2 separate regions of the Homo sapiens genome follow, and region 1 is linked to region 2. Evidence: read pairs that join two places in POLR2A ChIA-PET (ENCODE). Cell type or tissue: Panc1. All regions are shown on one strand.

Region 1 (8,000 bases), 310 kb after region 2:
ACTCTTTGTGGGAAAAGGGTTGTTGATACCCTGCAATATTAAATAAGTTCCGTGGGTTGAGAAAAAAACTAGGACAATTAACAACATGGATGTTGTCAATTAACATGCTGTTTAATTAACATGAGAAAGTTGATACTCTTTGAACCTAAAAGAGCACATAGAATTTCGATAGGTGGAAATATGGTGAATCTGTACTGGTTGGGGGAACAGCATCAATGTTCATTTTGAAAAAAGCAGAATAAATGATGTCATTGATTCTGGGGATGGGGCTGACTGGCCCTCTCCCCCTGCCTCTTCCTCTCCGCATCTCTCCCCCCAATTCATTCACACTTTGACACAAGGGTGCCACGTAGGGGTATCTCTCCAGACCTTCTTCGTGGGTTAGCCCCTCAGCCCCCTGTCCAGTGCTGTGGTCGTGATCGAAAGTTGTATCTAAGGCAAGACATGTTTTTCCTAGTGTGTGATTAATTTGAACCCAGGAGTTTGGTGATTGTATCTGTTTACTTGGACTTACTGGAAGGTCAAGTTTTCTCAAGAACATTAACAAATCAGTAAAATTATCAATTAGTAGCACTGCTTTAATTTCTTAAACTCAGAATTGACTTGTCCATACATCCGTTTATATTTAATTTCCCTGAAGCTCTGAAAATAGGGCAAAAGAACATAGTCTTGGTCCATCAGAGGTCTTCTTTTTTGTCTTTTTGGCCTATCCTTTGGGCTCAGTCTAAATCTTTCCCCCAGGATTTTAAGTAACTCCACACTTAAGGTTTCTAAAAAGTAGCAGTGATAGCTGAAAACCTAATACAGACTGAAAATGAATGGGAAGTTCATATAAATCAGTCATAAACACATCAAATTCCCAGTGAATTCAAAAGAAGATGAACAAATAATTCTCAAAAGAATAAATATTTGTAAACAAATATTAGTAAATAAATACAAAAAAATAGCATTTCACTTTCTGATATCCAGGAAAAAAAAGTAAGTTACAACCGCCTTCATGTTCTTTTCTTTGCCTGTTAATCATAGACAGTCAGCCTTCTGTATCTGTGGGTTCTGCATCCAAGGGTTCAACCCACGGCAGAGTCACCCAACTGTGAACTGAAAATATTCAGGAAAAAAATGGATGATTGCATCTGTACTGAACAGGTACAGACTTTTTTTTCTTGTCACTGTTCCCCAAACAATACAGGATAACAGCTATTTACATAGCATTTACATCGTATCAGGAATTGTAAGTAACTGGAGATGATTTAAAGTATATGGGAGGATGTGTGAAGGTTATATGCACATACTACACTATTTTATATCAGGGATGTGAGCATCTGTGGGATTGTGGTATCCACAGGGGTGCTGGAACCACTCTCCCATGGATGCCAAGGGATGACTGCATAGATTGGATATCTCAATTTATACTCCCAGAAACATAGCAGATTGCCTACATACAGCACACCATTTTCGTCCCTCAAACTCTGCTCCCCTTTCCATCTTGTTACTAGGCTCTCATAACTTGGATATTGAGTTGTCCAAGCCAGAACCAGGGAATCAACATGTATTTCTCCCTCTCCCCAGTCCCCCCCATCTAAACCCTCAGAATGAAGTCGGGCCCTTGAGCATCAGGAGCAAGGCAGCAGGCCCCATCCCCACCACCCTCTCACGGCCGACTGTCAGGGCTTCCTGCCTGGCACTCAGAACCAGCCAATCCAAACGTCAAGTCTCAGCTTGGAAGCCAGCCCCAGGAACCCTTTCCTGACAGCCCTGCCTTCATCAGGGTGTGCTGACCCCTGTGCGTTCCCACAGGCACCTGGGACTTCCCCTCTCATGACACTGTGGTTCCATTGTGGGTGGTTCTCAGACTACAAGCTCCCCCGGGGCAGTGGCCAGGTACTGTTGCCTGCTGTGTGCCAGCCACCCATTCTCCTGACACATGGGCACATTGAGAGACAGTTCCTATGGACATGTCATGTTTCTGCACAGTCCAGGTCCTCTGAGCAAAGACATTTACAGCCAAGTTAATAATGTTCGTATAAGGAGACATTTTAGGACAATACAGCTTACAGAAGTTTCCCTTCCACTTCCCTAAAACAGTTGCTTACATTCCAGGATCAAGCTAAGTCTCTGTCTCTCCCTCTCGACAGTGGAGAGGGAAGGTCACCAGCAGCCCTGTACAAGGTCAGCGTTCCCTAATTCTGGGGCTTCTCTTCTGTGATGATTCCACTACATGCATAAGTGACACTTGGCCCTCACCATGTCACATCACTGTGGGGACTGGCACTTAGCAAACTAGTGCTAAGATGTCGTTCTTTCTGCTCTCTCTGACTCAGAGGTCTTGCACCTTCTGTTGTGAACACTCATACTCACACACACACACACTTTTCCACACACATGCACACACAGTGGCAGGCTGACGTATTAGCTGACAAGTGACATAAAACCTCAGGCCCTTCACAATTTTGGATGTAACGAGGGTAAGCTTGGAGGGTGATATGACTCGCCTGTTGTCCCTCAGCTAAGCTGAAGTGGCAGGGGCTGAAGAGCAGTCAGAACCCCGCCTCCTGGGCCGGGGCCGGCACCTTCACCGTCACACCTCTGCCTCCTCTGTGTGACCAAGGAGCCTCCCAAACTTGAATGCACTTGCAGATCACCTGAGAATCTGGTCAGAATGCAGATTCTGCCTCAGCAGGGCTGGGGTGGGCCTGAGACTATTTCTCATGAGCTCCCAGAGTTAGTGGTGCTGCTTGTTCCCCACCACGCTGTGAGCAGCACTTATCTGAGACACACACACCATCCCAGTCTCTGCAATGCAAGTGAAGCCTACACATTTCAGAAATGTATGAACACTGTGTTAAAGGGAGAAAATGGTTCATGAACAGTTTATTCTTTCACTGTGGGTGAGTAATGATAACTTCCTAATTGGCCACCATATTTATAAGGACTCCAGAGGGGAGGCGGAAGAGAGTATAAATGACAACTGTCCAACAGGCAGAATTGAACATTTTTTTCCATGGGACTTGAATCTATTTTGAAAGCATCTGTCATGTGTCCTGTTGACTTTATGATTATGTCTCAACTTAATCGGTCCTTGGGGAATGAGAAGTTTAGAAGATTGTCCCCAGTATGACTTAAGCAATTCAGCAGTATTCAGGAAGTCTAATAGCCAAATAACAGCAAATACAGCTACCTTTAGACCAGGTGCTTTACATACTTAGTCTTATTAGTCTTCACATCCTACAAGGTAAGTGGTGGGACTCTCTTTTGTGGTCAGGTATATCTACTGAGAAAGACTAATGGCATGCCTAAGGTCATTACCAAAGTAACTGACAAATAAGATGTGAATCCAAATGTGTGACTCCAAAGACTTCCAGTCTCCTGCCCACCGTTTCTGCTCTGTTAACTAGTCACCTTTTCCCAAAGAGTTGTGGGGAAATTATTGAGAAGAAAGCCTAAAATCCTACTTCAAATGTTTAAGTTGAGAGACATCTTTTCAGCACTAGGATTGTATTATTAGGGACTGCTTTCCATCAAGCTCATTTAAGACAGAGGAGTTTCAGTGATTTTCCTTCTACCCCAATTGTCAACTCAAGCTTTGTGGCTTTATAAGACACCACGGCAGTGTTGGAGCAGCTCTGCAGCGGCACCGGCTTCTGCAGAGGCTCCCTGCCTCCACCTGAAGGTCAGCAGCTGCCCTGGTGAGTCTTCGGATCTTGTGGGCAGGAGCCTCAGAACCAGGAACACAACAACCACTCAGAAACCCCTGGCCCAGCGTGCAGGAGCCCACACGCCTCAGGACTGGAGACAGCCCGAGCTCAGGACCCGGCATAACCATGTCAGAGGCTAGCGATTGGAGACTTTCAAGGCGCTGCAAATAAAGGAAATTAGACTGGAAAAGTACAAACGAGAGGAAGCTGGAGCCAGGGTTAAAACCAATGACTCACCTCTACCAAATTCATGATGACGATAAGTGGAAAAAAAATAAGCCTGAAATGGGAAGGGTGGTGCCAAATGGGCCCAAAACAAACACGGCTGAAGAATGGAAGGTTTGTTTTCACTTTGCCAGGGATTCCAAATGTGATCAGAGATAGAAACAAATGCAGCCCTTTCCCAGCCTTAGCGAGGCCAAGCCCATGGGGTGTTGGGTCAGAGGGGAGCCTGAAGGGGAGAGGGGGGAGGAAGAAGCTCAAGTCAGCACACAGCTGCAGAACCCCCACCTTCTCCTCCTGGGGGGAGTAGAGAGCTACACCCCCTGGCGGCTGTTGGGTTTGTCAGAGCTTGACTCTGTCCAGATGGCTGCGCACCCGGGTTGAGAGGCCCTGGGGAGCACCAGCACTCTTCCCTCCAAGTCACTGGAGCCCTCATCCATTAGGGACACAGAACCAGAAAGGAGGAATGTTTCCTCTGCAGCTTTAGTTTGACCCCACCTAGGCTGAGTCTTTGGTCTGTTAGTTCATGTGCTGGTTATGACTTTTTGAAAATCTTGGACCACATTTATGACTCTTAAGCAATTTAGGTACACATAGTCCACAAGAGCCAGCCTCCCCTGGTCTACCTGAAATGTGTGTAAAGCATTTAATCTAGGAAAGCCCTAAGCTGATGGGCCCTGGGGTGCTGGCCTATTGCTCCTGGGTGGCCCCTGGTAAATCATGAACCTTTGGTGCCTGTTTCCTCATCTGTAGTGCAAGATTTGTGCATGTGTCTCTTTCTCTTATGGGACTTTTATAGAGAAAAGAAAATGAGGGAAAAATATGAATATCTGTAAGCTTTGAAAAGAACTAAAAGCACAGCGTGAATTAACAGCAGTCCCATATTCATGGGGTTTCTGTTATAGAGGTGGAACCTTGCTAGACTCTGGAGAAAATAAGAAAGGATAAGTTAGTCCTCAAGAACCTTCCAGAGATGGATTAATCCTCACTGAGGCCATCTGCATTCCTTTGGTGGCAGAGTAGTTCCTGGGTAGGTATTTATAAATCATTTCAGGCTTAAACAGGATTAGAGGTGCTGTGCTTTTAAATTGTTTTAATTTAGAGTTTTTACCAGAAATTATTGTATAACATTTTGAGGGTAGCACAAGGAAATGGATTGCCTTTGCTGTATGGTGCCTTGAACACATCCCACAGGTTTACTTTTTTGCTATATGTTTTTTTCTGCACCCAAACAATGCACCGTTTGTATTTTGGCATTTACTTCAATAATCTTCCAAATAGACACCCGCAAGTACACTTGGATAGCAGACAGTCCCCTAAGATACAGAGCAAGATGTGCGACTCTCCTTCTGTATCCTTAGGAGCTCTGTCAACATAGAAGGTGTCACAACTCAGCATTGTAATGAAGATGAAGATAATGGCATATAATAACATGTAGGGCCAACTCAGACCAGAGATCTTTAATGAGGTAGGAGTTTGGTTTCACACATTCTTTTGCTTTAGTATCTGGCCTGGAGCCTGTGATAGAATCTCTCCTCAGAAAGGGCTATGTGTTAATTAGTGACTGTAACATGCTGCCTTTTTCTTTACTTAAAATGCTCAAGAATTGTTTTGTTTCTTGCCTGGGTCTTCTTAATGATTGTTTCTTATGTGCCTCCATCCCTTCTCTGCTATTTCTTTCCCCAATATCCCAATGAAATGAGCTTCACGAGAGTAGTTTTGCTTGGATGACCCAAAGGAGTTAAGTACTATTTCCAAGGTTTTGTAGCCACTGAATTGTTCTTACAAGGCATCGTGCTGCAAAGCAAGGACTGGCCTAGAAGACCTGAGCTGATCGCTGTACTAATAGCCAGCTGAGGAGCTCTGTGCAAATCAAATTATATTTACAGGATAGACTATATATAGGGCGTTGAATTAATTGCCATGGTTTTTATCATTCTTATGTTCTAATTTTTTGACCTGATGTGCTATTAATACAGTATCTTCCCTTTTCTATCAGTGTGAGTTTGTTATTGTAAATGGTGTTTTACAGGGACTGAACATTTAGCTTTTCTTTTTTAGTTGCTTACTCTTTTAGAGGAGACTGTGATGGCAAGAGGGAGGAGACATGGCAAAATACATAAGGCATATCTGTCTATATTTCTTTGGCATTGACATTTCATCAAGGGACATGACTCTGAAAGATGGCTGTCCCTTCTAATGGCTGGACTTTGCGGCTGTAGTGGCCAGAAGCATAAAGACGTGTAAAGAGGATTTTTCGGTACATCGAACACTGAATGTCTGGCTATGCAGCTTCTGTGATTGATATTCGGTTCTGTGGGCTCCTTCCTTCTTAAGTGCAGTCTGTAAAGGATGGTGGGGAATAGTAATTTCAAGAAAGATTTGGCATGAGTATCAGTCGTTGGGTGGTGGGTGTGAGAAGGGCGTTGCTATTGGTGGGTGAAGTGTTGTCACTTAGATGTTGTCATTTTCCCCCATATAGTTTTCATTAAGGTGACATTGCTGTGGCATCTGGGTCCAGGCAGGGTATAGCAGCCAGCATCTGACCACTTGCAGTCGTGAACATATATATATATGTATATATATGTGTGTATATATGTGTATATATGTATATATATGTATATATGTATATATATGTATGTATGTATATATATGCATGTATATGTATATATGTATATATATGCATGTATATGTATATGTATGCATATGTATGTGTATATATATAGAGAGAGAGTTTATTAAGTATTAACTTACACAATTACAAGGTCCCACAGTAGGCTGTCTGCAAGCTTGAGGAGCAAGAAGAGCTAGGTCCGAGCCTCAAAACTGAAGAACTTGGAGTCCGATGTTCGAGGGCAGGAAGCGTCCAGCATGGGAGAAAGATGTAGGCTGGGAGGTGAGGCCAGTCTCTCGCTTCATGTTTTTCTGCCTGCTTTATATTTGTTGATGGCTGATTAGATGGTGCCCACCAGATTAAGGGTGGATCTGCCTTCTCCAGCCCACTGACTCAAATGTTAATCTCCTTTGACAACACCCTCACAGATGCACCCAGGATCAATATTGCATCCTTCAATCCAATCAAGTCGACACTCATTATTAACCACCACAAGTCCATCCCTTGTCAACTTGAACCCATACACATTTCCTGAGATCATACATAATCTTCAAATACAATAAGATCATAATTACACCTAACATAATACAACTATCCTTTGTACTACCAGAAACGCACTGATCCCCAACCCAAATACTATTACATAAGATTAGCAATACTTAAATGCTGATATGAAGTCAGTAAATCTTATGTCACACAATAAAGGAAAAGGAAATACAATAAAGATATTTTCTTAGTACAAGTGTATACATGCACAAACATGTTTTTAGCAAAAGAAAGAGGAAATACTCATGACAATTACAGTCCCCATTTCTGGAGCCGGAACTGGTCACATGGTCGTAGCTGGTATTGATGACTACCTTCTTCTACCCAATCTGTATTCCCTTTGCCTTCAGCAAGCACCTCAGCAGGTTGTGGTTTTTTCCCTGCTTCATTCTTGAGGGGTCTGAGCCATTTGTAGTCCTGCCTGGGTTGGGCTGTTGTAGTTTCCCGTCGACCTTAATCACAGGCAATGGTAAGACTAAGAGACACCCTAATGGATCTCCTGTATTCCATGCATACTCTTCCTTATCTCTGTTGTGGAGTTGTAGACTGATTTCATCTAGAGAGTCTGGGTCAATCACCCCAGCCAACACTGTAACTCCCTTCTTACCCTGTTGACTTAAGGTAATAAGAGCCCAAAGTGTCCAGGCAATCTTAACTTCAAGTTTAATGGAATCATTGTTGTGTCTCCTGGTAGCCGCGTTCCTCCCTTTGGAACTAAGACCTCTAGGCCAGCAGAACATAATGTTGTGGGAACAGGAAGCAAAAATTTTGCCAGTGGATCATTAGGGGTGATGGTGAGTAGTGCCACTTCCACTTCCACCTCTTAGTTCCTGGACCCGTGAATCCTGGCTGTGGGAGAAACAGTAACATATATTGGAGGCTGACTGAGAGCATACACAGCCTTTTGGAGAACTTTGCCCCAG
Region 2 (8,000 bases):
GCTTGCCTCATTTTCAGTATTTCTCAAAAATCAATTTATTTCTAGTTCAAAAAGGAACTTCAGCAAATCTCTTGTTAATTAACTGCCATTTTTATTTTTAGAACCATTCTTATACTAGTTAAATATGCATATCTCAGCCACCTTCTTGCCCACAGTTCTACTCATTTTCTTAGTTCTTCACACTTCAACAGTGTGAGAATTTCTCAGAATCTAATTCAGTGAATTCCCCTGGATGAGACAAGGTGCTGAAACATACAATTCCTTTTGTCTTCCAAACAGATGGAATAGGTTATTTATTTGAGTATAACAACTCTTGAAAGAAATGCATACCGTATGCCATAAACCTGTAAGATTCTGCCTCATTCAATGTTATTTCTTTTCAGAGGATTGAGTTACTCTTTGAATCATTTTCTCAGACTAACTGCTTACCAATTCGGGCATGTGAAATAGGATCTTATATGTGCTACAGGTCTGTGCTTTTTGTTTTTGTTTTTGTTTTTTTGAGACTGAGTCTTACCCTGTCACCCAGGCTAGAGTGCAATGGCGTGATCTCAGCTCACTGCAACCTCCACCTCCCGGGTTCAAACAATTCTCCTGCCTCAGCCTCCTGAGTAGCTGGGATTACAGGCACCCGCCACCATGCCCAGCTAATTTTTTCGGAGTTTTTTTTGTTTGTTTGCTTTTTTGAGACAGAGTTCACTCTGTTAACCCAGGCTGGAGTGCAGTGGTGTGATCTCAGCTCATTGCAACCTCTGCCTCCCAGGTCCAACTGATTCTTCTGCCTCAGCCTCCCAAGTAGCTGGGACTACAGGCACGTGTCACCATGCCTGGCTAATTTTTGCATTTTTAGTAGAGATGGGGTTTCGTCATGTTGGCCAAGCTGGTCTCGAACTCCTGACCTCATGCAATCTACCAGCCTCGGCCTCCCAAAGTGCTGGGATTACAGGTGTGAGCTACTGTGCCTGGCCTGTACTTGTTTTTTAAAATAATGGTTATTAGAAAAAAACATAAGGAACTTTAGTGTACCTTCTAGAATTTGTCTTATCCTCTGCCCATTGCAACTATTTGATCCCCTGGCTCCAGCTGGTCTCTTCTTAATATTCCTTCTCTCTCTCTTTTTCTATTTGAATAAATCTCTAATCAATTAAAACAACAGGCAGATTATAAAAGAAGATTCATTTTTTAAAAAAATCAAGGCATCTCTTGAAATATTTATTTGAATCTAGCAAGAGCAAAGGGGCAGATGTGGAGATGAACAGGTCCCTTTCTGGGAAAAGGGGACTGGTATGATCAATCCAGAGGGTTGGTGTTGCCACAGCCATCGTCCACTGTGTGAAAGGAAGACAGAAAGAAAAAGCATCAAGATGAGAAAGGGGTTTTCTTATGGATTGTTGCAGGGGAGCCAGAATTAAGACCAGCCGTCTACATTTAAAACTAAGTACAAAATTACCTTGGTTTGTAAGGTTACATTTAGTCAGGTCATGCTGGGCAAACAGCAGTTTTCTCACAAGGTAATCACATTGTCACAGATTGGTATTGCCAATGTCAGAGATGATGTTGATTGGGGAGTCTGCAACTGTTAGGAAATGGGTCAAAGATTCATTATTTGGGACTACAGTAGAAAGGCGATTGTGTGTTTTGTTTGTTTGTTTGCTTGCTTGCTTGCTTGCTTGCTTTGGGATTGTTTCCCTGAGCTTGGCTTTGTCCTGTTTCCCTGAATGAGGACTGTGACAAGCACATGATGTGCACGCTGCCATGACAGGTGCAGAGCTGGGTACTGGTTTGCCTTTACAGTTATAATGCTGACGTTCTGCCCCTAAAATAGATTTAACCACAGGTGTTTGGTTAGCAGTTTTCCTATTTGTGATCATTAATTTGATATGTTGTCTTATTGAACCAGCTGTATAGACATAGGTATAGCAAGCAGTGTTGATTCATTCACAAAGACCCCTTAGCATGGTTATAAAAATGAGAGCTATATGATGTTAAATCTTGAGGGTTAACTTTTGTTTTGTGGTCACTTTTATATCTGTGGCAGAAATATTTGATTCTGGATTGCTGAAATCAGTAATCCAGAACTTTCAGATTCAAAGTTCACCTCTTCCAGGTTTCACATCCACTACCTAGGTCTCAAAGATTATTCCATCTCTCTGAGCTCCAAGTTTTCAGTGCTCCTGGCCATACTGCCTGTAGAGTTGGGATTCCCTAAGCCAACGTTCCCCAACCTTTGTGGCAGCAGGGACCAGTTTCATGGAAGACCATTTTTCCATGGACTGAGGTCGGTGGGGAAGATGGTTTCAGGATGAAAGTGTCCACCTCAGATCATCTGGCATTAATTAGATTCTCATAAGGCGTGTGCAACCTAGCTCCTTCACATGCATTGTTCACAATAGGGCTCACACTCCTGTAAGAATCTAATGACACCACTGATCTGACAGAAGGCGAAGCTCAGGCTGTAATTCTCGCTCACCTGCTGCTCACCTCCTGCTGTGTGGCCTGGTTCCTAACAGGCCATGGACCAGTATTGTTCCATGGCCCAGGGCTTGGGGACCCCTGCCCTAAGCTACACAACATGAACCAAGCCAGTGTCCTGGGAGGATGGTGTAGGCATTAACCCCACATATGAAATGCACTCATTTTAAATGAGCTTGTCATGTCTAATTACATTATATTTCCCTTTAAATGTAACATCTCTGGCATGGTCATTATCACAGATTTGATTTACTCAATTACATTCTGGTAGGAAGGAGGACAGATTCTAGGTAAATATGAAGGCCTATGGCTAAAGAAAAACACCCAGATTAGTAATAATAATAGTTAAATAATAATGTAACTATTGCTTTCAGTTGTTGTATAGTTTCAGACCAATCAATATATGTCATGATATTTGCAGGACTATTATAGTTATTAGCTTTTCCTGATAATTTATTATCATCATCTGTTTTAAAATTTTTAAAGGATTTTAAAAATGAGTTTTGAAGGATTAATTAGAAGATACCATTTAAGGAATGTTTTATTCTAGTCTTTATAAGCATAACCTGTTAGATCAAGCACTGGAGACAGAGGAAATAGACAGAAGGCTTCTATAACATGCCCGATTCAAATCAGAACAGTAATCACAGCGAAATTTGTATCATTTTGTTGAGGTAATTAATCCTTGTTTTGTTGATCTTGGATTAGTAGGCACTCCACTTTCTCAAAGTTTTCTGCCTCCAGTGCAAACAAGTTCTGGAACTCCTGACTCAGTCCCTTGGTAGTCTTCATATGTGGTGGTGATATCAGCTGATATAGGGATGCGTGTAACTAAGATCCAATTTTCTATTCTATGAAGTGTCGAAAGAACTTGTTAGAGTCCTTTAATCGAGCTGTTGTGATGTTTCTTCCAGCAGCCATCAATACTGACGCATGGTTTTGGCAGGGGTATTTAGGATCGTGTGACAAAAAATCAGAAACCACCTGTTGGTGCTAAGGCTGAATAGGTCTGGTTGTTTACTCATTATAACCACTAATATCCAAATTGAGGCCAGTTTAGTTTCATAAATAATTAGTCAGTGACGGCCATGAGAGTGGTGAGGGCACAGAACAATCTCCATGGCCTTTTAATTTATTCCATCCAATGTGTGTTTGGATTACCACCAACTGAAAAGGCTATTTTAAATGTGGAAATGGGATCTTCTTTTAAAAAATTGTTGACCATTATTGTGCCATTCTTTAACATGAAGGAGAGTGTGCCTCTCTCCACAATGAAAAGGTCATCACTGCTGAAGCATAATCATAATGCTCATATTTTACTCATCATAATTAAGTGGTGGTTGAGCTTTTCATTTTTTCATGTCTTGGCAGGTCTTTTTGTATTGGATTCTTGATGAACAGGACAGCTCTCAACATAGTATTAAACCAAATAAAAATCTACGAAATGCTGAACATAGCCAATTATTTCTAGGATCCCTTTTCTCATAAAGTGAAGAAGAAAAATCTTTAGTGTCACCGGAAGTTTTCTGAGAAACCGCAAAGATGGTTTAGATGTAGAAGATACTTCTAAAAGTTGTATTAGTTTGAGGCCAGGCGCAGTGGCTCATGCCTGTAGTCCCAGCACTTTGGGAGGCCGAGGTGTGTGGCCAACGTGGTGAAATCCCATTTCTACCAAAAAATACAAAAAATTAGCCAGGCTTGGTGGTGGGCACCTGTAATCCCAGCTACTTGGGAGGATGAGGCAGGAGAATTGTTTGAACGCAGGAGGCAGAGGTTGCAGCGAGCCAAGATCGTGCCATTGCACTCCAGCCTGGGTAACAAGAGTGAAACTCTGTCCAAAAAAAAAAAGTTGTATTAGTTTGACTGTGGGGGTGCAGATTTGTGGAAGGCAATTTCAAAAAGAGTTATCTGGGATGCAAGATATGAGTGTAAATCTGGAGTGGCTGAAGACAAGACGTAACTTCAGCTTGGCTCAGAATGATAATATTTATAATAAAACGGTTAAAGAAGTTATTAGGAACTCTAGCATTTTCATAAGCAAGGATCTTTTGCTAAATATTAATTTAAAAGATTGAACTCTAGCATTTCCACAAGTGAGGAAATTTTGCTAAAAGTGACTCGAGAGTAACAAAAGCGCAAAAAAAAAATTAACACGATATCAAGTAGGAGGATTTTAGTGACAAAAGAAGCTCTTGTTCTTTGGGCACAGACTATTCTTCACAATTTCTTACTGAAAACAGAGTATATACTCAAATATAATCAGAGAGAAAACCCAACACTAACTTCATTATTTTTGTACCCTACTCATGTAACATTTGCAGTAGAAAGTTCACAGGCCTTTTCTCTATCTTGTAAGTAAACTCATCAAAATTACACAAACTTTATAAAAGACTGTGACACCTTTCATTGTTTTTTTTTTTCAAGTTCATTATTTCCAGGCATTATAAACCAAGACAAATAAGGTTCACTTCTTCTCAACCTTTCCATAACTTATTGCACATCCTCAAATATGTCTTAATTTTACATATTAACACACAGCCAGATTTTTTAACCTTAGACACACTTTCTTCCTCGATAAACAAAAATGCATTCCATTATCTTACAGACACATTCATATTATTTTACAACTATTGTACCTAGTACAGTGTAGTAGGCAGAATAATGTCCTCCCAAAGATGTCCAGAGCCTATTCCCCCAGACCTGTGGCTGTGCCACCTTACGTGGCCAAGGGGAATTAAGGTTTATAATCAGCTAACCTTGAGATAGGAAGAAGACCCTGGATTATCCCAGTGGGCCCAATGTAATCACAAAGGTCCTTAAAAGTGGAAAAGGGAGCAGCTGGAGGCAAATGAAAGGGTCAGAGCGATGTGACACAAGAAAGGCCCATTGTTGCTAGTTTTAAAGGTAGAAACAGAGGGTTACATGCCAAGGAAATCAGGTGGCCTCTAGGAACTGGAAAAGGCAAGAAAATGATTCTCTCCTAGAGCTCCCAGAATGCAGTCCTTCCCACACCGTAATCTACCCACACCCTAATTGAAGCCTAGTAAGACCAGTGTTGTACTTCTAACCTGCAGAACTGTGAAATAATAAATGTATCTAGTTTTAAAGCACTGAACCTGTGGTGATTTGTTACAGCAGCATTAGAAAACCAAACACCGCATATTCTCACTCATAGGTGGGAATTGAACAATGAGAACACATGGACACAGGAAGGGGAACATCACACTCTGGGGACTGCTGTGGGGTGGGGGGAGGGGGGAGGGATAGCATTGGGAGATATACCTAATGCTAGATGACGAGTTAGTGGGTGCAGCGCACCAGCATGGCACATGTATACATATGTAACTAACCTGCACACTGTGCACATGTACCCTAAAACTTAAAGTATAATAATAATAAATTTAAAAAAGAGGCAAAAAAAAGATCAACAGACCACTAGTAGTTAGCTTAACAAAAAAAACAAGATCCCAATAAACACAATAAAAAATGACAAAGATCACATTAAAAAAAAAAGAAGAAAACTAACACATGCAGCATCTACTTTTCATGAGTTATAACTTTGAAACCATGTAACTGAGTTGTTTCCTCACAGACATAGAGAAGGCTAGGAGACAGTTGCCTGTGTGCACTTGAGATCAGCTGAGATTCCAGAAAGCTGCCTGTGACTCCTCACAATGTCCTTCCTCCAACAGTCTGATATATTGTTTTTGTATTTCATGAATTAGCAACATGAACAAGTCCAGGACATTTGTACATTTGCAGATATTTGAAGCGCATATATGTGTGTGCCTATGTGTTTAGTGGACAGTGTTTTTTCAAAAAGAGGACACTAAGAATTTTACTCAGAGGAATTTGGTGGAGTAACTCAGTAACAGATTGTTGTGGAATTCCCTAAGGTGAAGAAGAGCGACTCCTTCATGAAACAGCAGTTATTACAATTCAATCTAGCTGAACACTCGTTAACCTTTTTAAATGTTTAAATAATAATATTAGCTTATCTGTTTAATAAACCTAGAATTGGAAATCTTAAAAATTCGTATTATTAAAAATTGAGGAAACAAACCTAATCTTTTATAAAACAGATCATGCTAACAAAAGATTTATGAAATGATAAAACCAGGGGAAAGACATCTCTGTTTTTCCCCTAATATTATCAAATCAGTCTGATTTTGCAAGGATTTCCTTTACCTGAAAATACTGCATCAACTCTTTTTACCTTAGATACTAAATATTGAAACCTCTTCAAATATCCTTAAAGGTCCTGAAGTGTCTTAGTACTATTTTTTACCTTGTCTTTGCTAACCTGGTATCAACTTTTATTTCTTTGCTTTAAATTTTTTAACCTAGCTACCAAGGCTGTTAATTTAATTCATTGTGAAATTTCTTTGTGTTTTTCCTTGAAATAAGCTTTTGTGAAAGATGTTGTTGTTGTTGTTGCTGTTGTTGTTGAGACAGTCGTACTCTGTTGCCTGGGCTGGAGTACAGTGGCATGATCTCAGCTCACTGCAACCTCTGCCTCCCAGGTTCAAGCGATTCTCCTGCCTCAACCTCCCGAGTAACTGGGATTACAGGCTCCCGCCACTGCACCCAGCTAATTTTTTTTATTTTTAGTAGAGACAGGGTTTCACCATGTTGGCCAAGCTGGTCTCGAACTCCTGACCTCATGATTCGCCCACCTTGGCCTCCCAAAGTGCTGGGATTATAGGCATGAGCCACCAAGCCTGGCCAGATTTTTATTTTTTTTCTTAAAGGACCAGCAACTTAAAGCATTCTGAGAGTATTTTCATTGGCAATTTTTTAGTTTTCTTGTTGTAATTACATATACAAGGACTTACTTGTTTACATAAGCCAATCAAATTGGGAGCTCCATTTATCAGTCTCATCCAGAGAATAGAAAAGTTATACCAATTTCTAGACACAGAAAATGTTTATACACATACAACAGAAGAATCCCCAGCAAACTCTTGGGTAAGCTGGAGGATTCAGGAACTTCTGACTGGATGTCTTCTTATCTCATATGTGCTATTTTTTTGTAATCCTTGTCAAGTCCATTGTGGATTGAACCAGGGGATACATTTTAAGATTTATTAACACCTTTTTGTCAGCACATGTTTATTGGCATATTTCTATATTTCTGTGTGACTTTTCTAATTTTTAACTTTAAAAAAATTATGGATTCACAGGAAATTGCAAAGATAGTAAGGAGGGGTCCTATGCATCCCTCAGCCAGTTTCCAGCAATGGCTATATCTTATGTAACTATAACACAATAAATCAGGAAATTAACATTGCAGTATATGTGTACAGTGTCATCACATGTGTGGATTTGTGTAACCATCAAGGCTATCAAAATACAGAATTATTCCCTCAACCCAATGATATTTGTTGTACCATCTTGTCATAGTCACAGTCTTCCTAAGTATCCTAAACTCCTAGCAATCATTAATTTGTTCTCCATCTCTATAATTTTGTTATTTCAAGAATGTTATATAAGTGGTATCTTACAATATAGAACCTTTTGAGACTGGC

Evidence for each region. Peaks named below come from ENCODE experiments on the same cell type or tissue, not always from the same donor. Only the 100,000 strongest peaks of a DNase experiment are listed, where the experiment ranks them.
Region 1: POLR2A ChIA-PET joins it to region 2 with 26 read pairs; 2 of 35 experiments call an interaction of 5 or more read pairs at or near these places.

What each region holds. Positions count from the first base shown.
Region 1 is chr5:10,721,131-10,729,130 of GRCh38, reverse strand. All of the region lies in intron 2 of DAP (death associated protein), which reads left to right. Among named protein-coding and RNA genes, the nearest start is that of DAP-DT, 36 kb to the left of the region's middle. RefSeq lists an enhancer at 1,281-1,780 and a silencer at 2,652-2,815. In Panc1, a CTCF peak has its summit at 4,242 (motif pointing left); DNase peaks (open chromatin) are centred at 2,318 and 3,850; H3K4me3 peaks cover 992 bases; H3K27ac peaks cover 3,677 bases.
Region 2 is chr5:11,032,748-11,040,747 of GRCh38, reverse strand. All of the region lies in intron 16 of CTNND2 (catenin delta 2), which reads left to right. Among named protein-coding and RNA genes, the nearest start is that of CTD-2154B17.1, 250 kb to the right of the region's middle. In Panc1, no CTCF peak of the experiment used is centred here; no DNase peak of the experiment used is centred here; H3K27me3 peaks cover 482 bases.